Linked DNA regions of Homo sapiens: region 2 is linked to region 1. A link is an interaction called in ENCODE POLR2A ChIA-PET data of the cell type or tissue named here. Cell type or tissue: Caco-2. All regions are shown on one strand. Each heading gives the region's core, and the rest is flanking DNA. Links, peaks and the distances in the headings are about the cores only.

The links. Peaks named below come from ENCODE experiments on the same cell type or tissue, not always from the same donor. Only the 100,000 strongest peaks of a DNase experiment are listed, where the experiment ranks them.
Region 2: POLR2A ChIA-PET joins it to region 1 with 7 read pairs; 5 of 35 experiments call an interaction of 5 or more read pairs at or near these places.

The regions. Positions count from the first base shown.
Region 1 is chrX:123,848,447-123,852,073 of GRCh38, forward strand. No RefSeq gene overlaps it. Among named protein-coding and RNA genes, the nearest start is that of XIAP, 9.8 kb to the right of the region's middle. In Caco-2, for the core only: no CTCF peak of the experiment used is centred there; a DNase peak (open chromatin) is centred at 1,705.
Region 2 is chrX:123,745,137-123,748,763 of GRCh38, forward strand. No RefSeq gene overlaps it. Among named protein-coding and RNA genes, the nearest start is that of THOC2, 14 kb to the left of the region's middle. In Caco-2, for the core only: no CTCF peak of the experiment used is centred there; no DNase peak of the experiment used is centred there.

The sequences.
Region 1 (3,627 bases), core at 626-3,125:
AATTAGCCAGGCGTGGTGGCAGGCGCCTATAGTCCCAGCTACTTGGGAGGCTGAGGCAGGAGAATGGCATGAACCCGGGAGGTGGAGCTTGCAGTGAGCCAAGATCGAGCCACTGCACTCCAGCCTGGGCGACAGAGCGAGACTCCGTCTCAAAAGAAAAAAAGAAAAAAAAGTTGATCTCATTGAGGTGGAGAGGAGAATGATAGTTACCAGAGCCTGAGAAGGGTGGGAGCAGGGGAGGGATGAAGAGAGAGGTTGGGTAATGGGTGCAAACCTACAGTTAGATAGAAGGAATAAGTTGGGCCGGGTGCGGCGGCTCACGTTTGTATTCCCAACACTTTGGGAGGCAGAGGCAGATGGATCACCTGAGTTGAGGAGTTTGAGACGAGCCTGACCAACATGGCAAAACCACGTCTCTACTAAAAATATAAAAAACTAGCCAGATGCGGTGGCGTGCACCTGTAGTCCCAGCTACCCTGGAGGCTGAGGCAGGAGAATCGCTTGAACTCGGGAGGCGGAGGTTGCAATGAGCCGAGATGGTGCCACTGCACTGCAGCCTGGGCGACAGAGTGAGACTCCGTCTCAAAAAACAAAAATCAAAGAACAAAAAAAAAGAAGGAATAAGTTAGTAAAAGGAAAATAAATCTCGGGAACCCAAAATCACTAAGCCAAAGAGAAAAGTGAAACTGAGAACTGCACAGGGCAAACCTGCCTTCCATTCTCCCTAAATAAGCATTCTGTTCATGTGAGACAAATGCATATCTGATTGCTTCCCTTGCCCTACTGCTTCACTAAGCCAGACTAAGGGGTAAGTGAGTATTCCTGTGAATTGCGTAGTCAGTGCAAGGCTAATCAGAAACTCAAAAGAATGCAACGGGCTGGGCGTGGTGGTTTACGTCTGTAATCCCAGAATTTTGGGAGGCCGAGGCGGGCAGATCACGTGAGGTCAGGAGATCGAGACCATGCTGGCCAACACTGTGAAACCTCGTCTCTACTAAAATACACAAAATTAGCTGGGCGTGGTGGCGTGCGCCTGTAATCCCAACTACATGGGAGACTGAGGCAGGAGAATCGCTTGAACCTGGGTGGTGGAGGTTGCAGTGAGCTGAGATTGCGCCACTGCACTCTAGCCTGGTGACAGAGTGAGACTCTATCTCAAAAAAAAAAAAAAAAAAAAAGAATGCAACCATTTGTCTTTTATCTCCTTATGACCTGGAAGCTCCCTCCCCCACTTCAAGTTGTCCTGCCTTTCCGGATTTAACCAATGCACATCTTACATATATTGACTGATGTCTCTTGTCTGCCCAAAATGTATAAAACCAGTCTGTGCACCGACCACTTTGGGCACATGTTGTCAGAACCTCCTGAGGCTGTGTCGCGGGTGCATCCTTAACCTTGGCTAAATAAACTTTCTAAATTGAGACTTGTCACGCATACTCTTTGGTTTACAAGTTCTAGTGTTTTGTTAGATATGAATTCTATATTTCTTTTCAAAGAATCAATATGTCAGTATGTTCAATTCTTTGCCTTCTTCTTTTAAACTTAACTTCCTCATAAAGCAACCCTTTTAGATTACCTGCTCCACCCTGACTCCTTTCAATCACCTGCCCCACCCTGACTCATTCCGATTACCTGCTACCTGCTCCGCCCTGACTCATTCTCCACCCTGCATAACCATTTTTTCCCTCCAAACCACTCACCCCGTCACGCTCTTTAAATTAGCCAATCGGAATTAGTTTAGCCTGTGCTGTCTAACCCTAGCCAATAGGGGAACGACACAGCAGCAGGGGCCACGTACGTCAGAGATAAGAACCCCTTTCCCTCCCTTGTCCAGGTGTGCGCTCACCATTGCTCCATCTGTAAGGGTGCACCCTTCTATAGAAGTATCTTGCCTTGCTGAGAATTAAAAAGAAAATTTTATATTCAAGTGCTATTTCTTTTGTGGCATTGAAACTTTATTTATAACAGTTTGAAGCACACACAGTAGGGTAACTATAGTTAACAATAATTTATTGTATATTTCAAAATAGTTAGAAGGGAAGATTTGAAATGTTCCTAACACAAATGATAAATATTTGAGGTGATGGATGCCCTAAATACCCTTATTTGATCATTACACATTGTATACATGTATGAAAATATCACACGCACCCCATAAATAAGTACAACTATTATGTATTTTTTTTTTCAGATGGTCTCTGTCACCCAGGCTGGAGTGCAGTGGCATGATCACTGCTCACTGCAGCCTTGACCTCCAGGGCTCAAGCGATTCTTCGGCCTCAGCCTCCCAAGTAGCCGGGATTACAAGCACACACAACCGCGCCCGACTAATTTTTGTTATTTTTTTGTGGAGATGGGGTTTCACCACGTTGCCTAGGCTGGTCTCAAACTCCTGGACTCCAGTAATCCGCCCCCGTCAGACACCCAAAGTTCTGGGATTACAGCTGTTTACAAACGTGCATGACAACTATGTATCAATTTTTTAAAAGCAAAAAAAAAATTAGAACAGTTGAACAATTAAAAAAAGAATACACTTTCCATTCTTCCCTGCAGCAGGGAATAGCCAATGAAGTGTAAGTGCAAATACGATAAGGCTTCTGGGAAGGGTCTTTAAAGGGGCCTGGCCTAGATGGGAAGTCTGCTGTTTCACTTGTCCCCACCTTCCCTCTCTTCCTCCCACAAATAGCCCCTCTTCACAACTCTTAAAAGCATTCCTTTACAGTCCATTAACACTGCCACTACCTCTGCTGGAAGCTTCCTCATTTCCTGGGTTACTGCAATAGTGTCTTAAGTCATCTCCCCACCCCTTCCCTGTGATCCATTCTGTATATTACCCTACCAGGCTGATTTTTCTAAAACCCAACTTTGATCAATTCACTACCCTACTTCAAACTCTTTTGATGGTTCTCTTGCCTCCAGAAGTGGTTCTTAAAACTGGCTGCATCAGAATCAGCTGGAGAATTTGAGGAAGTCATACATTTTCCCAAAACGTAACCCAAACTGACTGAATGTGCATCACAGGATTGTCTAGGAATTAGAAGTTTCTTGTATTTTCTTCTTCTACTACTTCTGCTTCTGCTTCTCCTTCTCCTTCTCCTTCTTTTTTTTTTTTTTTTTCAAGACAGTGTCTCTCTCTGTTGCCCAGGCTGGAGGGCACTGGCATGATCTTGGCTCACTGCAGCCTCAACCTCCCAGGCACAGGCGATCCTCCCACCTCAGCCTCTCAACTAGCTGGGACTACAGGCGTGAGCCACCGTCCTTGGCTAATTTTTGTATTTTTTGTAGACATGGAGTTTCACCATGTCACCCTGGCTAGTCTTGAACTCCTGGACTCAAGCAAACCAACTGCCTTGGCCTCCCAAAGTGCCAGGATTACAGGTATAAGCCACCAGGCCAGGCCAAGGCAGACTTTATTCAGGACTATGGTGACAGGTATAGGAACCACTGCAATGAGATTTTGCAGTAGGGGAGAGAGACTGGGTTCAACTCCAAATATGACAAGACAAAATGAGAATTTATAGCCAAGGAACAGGATAGGAGTCAATGAATGGAAAGTTACTAAGAGGAGACATCAAAGATAGGGGAATTTTTTTCTTCTGTTTTCTCCTTGTTCAGGATCTTTTTATT
Region 2 (3,627 bases), core at 739-3,238, 100 kb before region 1:
ATCCCCTAAGATTCCATGCTGTGAGAATTGTAATGGGCTTCATAGAACGTCTCTGCCACACTCTTCCAAAACCATTCAGTCTGCTGAGTCATAAGGCCCAACCAACAGGGCAGCCCAGATTTGCTGCAGAGCCTTTTCTTACTTCAAATCTCACTCAAAACTGGCAGCCTTACAGGTTACTCAGTAAATAGGCCAGAGCAGCATGCCCAAATATGGTATACATTGCCACCTAAATCTAAAGAAGCCCGCAGAGGATTGGTTTCTTTCTTTGTGGTGGGCGATGCAGGGAAAAACAATTTGTCTTTTATTTTAGAGGAGGTATCCTGACATGCTCCAGACCACTGGACCCCTAGAAATGTCATCCATTTAGCAGACATCAGAACTTTCGCAGGATTTGTCTCCTAGCCTGTGACCACAAGTCAATTAGGGTGCTTGATTGTTGCTGCTCATAGTGATCATTATCATTATGTCATCAATGTAATGGACCAGCATTATGTCTGTGGGATGAAAAGACAGCAGTTCCTTTTGGAATAGATTATGACAGAAAACAACATAGTTTAAGATAGCCCTGAGGTAAGAGAATGAGGATAAACTGTTCCTGATTATCTTTGCTGATAACATTTGCTAGGGAATTAGGTGCCAGAGGCGACGTTCATTTGCTCCAGTAAATGGGAACCACAGCCATGACTGGCATCATTATCTGACTAACAGTAGCTCACAATCATTTTCCAAAACCTATATGGCATTTTCCATAGGCCAAATGGGCCAGTTAAATGGGTAAGCAGTTGGAATCTTCACATTTCCATTTTTCAAGTCCTTGGTTTTGGTTCCAATCTCTCCCATTGTCTCAGGGATTTGGTATTGCTTTAGTGGTAGGGGTGAGAGGAGGATGTACAGTTAAAAGGGTTGCTATTTGCTACTTCCCTATAATAAGAGCTTTCCCTCTGTGGATATGTGGGTCAGAAAAACAATGTGTGGTGATTCTGCAAAGACGGGTGCAAGTTCCCACTGAATGGACTCAGACCAAGACTTTATTTAGCACCTGACTCAATAAATCCCCTCTCTGGTGATGGACGACAGTGGCAAACTATGTCTATAAGAATTAGCATTGGCCAGGCGTGGTGGCTCACGCCTGTAATCCCAGCACTTTGGGAGGCCGAGGAGGGCAGATCACGAGGTCAGGAGATCGAGACCATCCTGGCTAACTCAGTGAAACCCCGTCTCTACTAAAAATACAAAAAATTAGCCGGGCATGGTGGCGGACGCCTGTAGTCCCAGCTACTCAGGAGGCTGAGGCAGGAGAATGGCGTGAACCCGGGAGGCGGAGCTTGCAGTGAGCCGAGATCGCACCACTGCACTCCAGCCTGGGTGACAGAGCGAGACTCCGTCTCAAAAAAAAAAAAAAAAAAAAAAAAAGAATTAGCATCAATTCAGAAACAGGATCTAATAATTTTCAAATAGTTCTGGGTATTTTCTTTTTCTTGGTCATGGTCCTCTGGTAAATGGGCACAGGTCCCAGTCTGAGGGAGATTTAGAAGATTTGCAATATATATCTGTGATAGCATCACAGCTGAGTCCTTTCTCAGAGAGATCCAGCCTCCCTCTTAATCAATGGGCTCCAGATCTGTGAACTGGCTTAGTAGATCTGGGAACAGAGTAGGAGTTGAGGAGTCTGCAAAGTTTCTGCGTATCAGACCTAGAATTTTTCTGCTTCTGAAAGTCACACCTATTTTATTCCAAGGGAATTCCATAAATAATCAACCACTGCAACAGATGGAGGCAAAAACACTCTATTGCCATCCTATCCCTGCACTTTATTATGTTACTTGCACCCACCTTAGTTCTCAAAGTTAAGTACCATCACAGGCACTGTACCCTTTTGGACCCTATTGTTCCCACTGAAGCATCTCCCACCATTATCCCCGGCCTACAAAGGATATTCTATGGAGCTTTTCAATAATACTAATGCTCATCTCACCAATGTATTTCTTGATGCCTTATTGAAGAGAGTGCCCTCCCAGTAGGGTGACCAAGTTGTCCCAATTTTCCTGGGACTGTACTGCTTTTAAACTGAAAACGTCATAACCTAGGAAACCTGTAAGTCCTAGGTGAATCAAGACAGTGGGTCACCCCACCACCCAGTTCTTCTGAGAATATAGTTGGAAGTAGGCACTGAGCAGGTGGCATATAATAATCCCACTTTAACATTCCCTTCCCCTTGGGCATTTGAGCATCTGGGCTACACTAAGATCTTTTTGTTTTTGTTTATTTTTTTTTCTGTCACCCAGGCTGGAATGCAGTGGCATGATCTTCGCTCACTGCAACCTCCACCTCCTGGGTTTAAGCAACTCTCCTACTTCAGCCTCCCAAGTAGCTGGGATTACAGGCATCCACCACCTTGCCTGGCTAATTTTTGTATTTTTACTAGAGACAGGGTTTCACCATGTTGGCCAAGCTGGTCTCGAACTCCTGACCTCAGGAGATCCACCCACCTCAGCCTCCCAAAGTGCTGGGATTACAGGCGTGAGCCACCATGCCTGGCCATAAAAGGTTTTTACACAGGGGAAGCCTGGTACCCTTAGACAAGGAATATAGGGCTGCTTCTACTGGCAAGGAAGGGGAGTTGGGGGTTAAATTTTTCTCAGCCTCATCTGTTTATGCCCAAATAATTCCATCCAATGTGTTAGGGTCCTATTCCTTCCCCAGGAGTGCCTTTAACTTAGCCTAAGAGTCCTGGCAAGTCTTTACCTTTAATTGATGCCACACATCTGCAACATTTATAATCAGTCCTGGCCGGGTGTGGTGGCTCACGCCTGTAATCCCAGCACTTTGGGAGGCCGAGGCGGGCGGATCACCAGAGGTCAGGAGTTCAAGACCAGCCTGGCTAACATAGTGAAACCCTGTTTCTACTAAAAAAAAAAAAAAATACGAAAAATTAGCCAGGCATGGTGGAACACACCTGTAATCTCAGCTACTCGGGAGGCTGAGGAAAGAGAATCGCTTGTCATGCCATTGCCCTCCAGCTTGGGCACCAAAAGCGAAAGTCCGTCTCAAAAAAGTTAAAAAAAAATTATAATCAGTCCCTGAGCATGATCTTCAGGCTTATCTGTCCTGCAGCTCCAGGAGAATTAAGACTACTTTAATGCTGGCATTGTGGCTCTTTGATTTTCCATTGTGGTATGAGGTGTGCATTCAAGGCTTTCAGTTTGTCCTCTTTTCGATGTAAATTCTTTATGGTCATCAGAAACAGCCTTAGCCAAGTTAGCAATCACCATTGTCACCATAGGGACTAAGTGCTCTAGCCATTTCATTTTGCAAAGATTTGTCCTACAATTGCATCCCATTTGAAGCCACCATGGGTGATAATTTAAGTAATCACCATTCAATTCATGCCACACATTAAAAATGTCCCATTTCCCCTAGCAAAGAGGTCATCAAGCAGATAGCATTCTTTAGGAGGAAGAAGCAGAAATTAGGAGTGCAGCGAGTTTACTGGAAAGTGAAACTCGTGAAGGAAAAGAGGATCAGTAATCAGAGGTCTAGACACACAAAAAAATTAAACTTAAGTTAAACACAGGATTTCAACGTTCTTTTTTTTTGAAACAGGGTATCTCTCTGTTGCTCAGG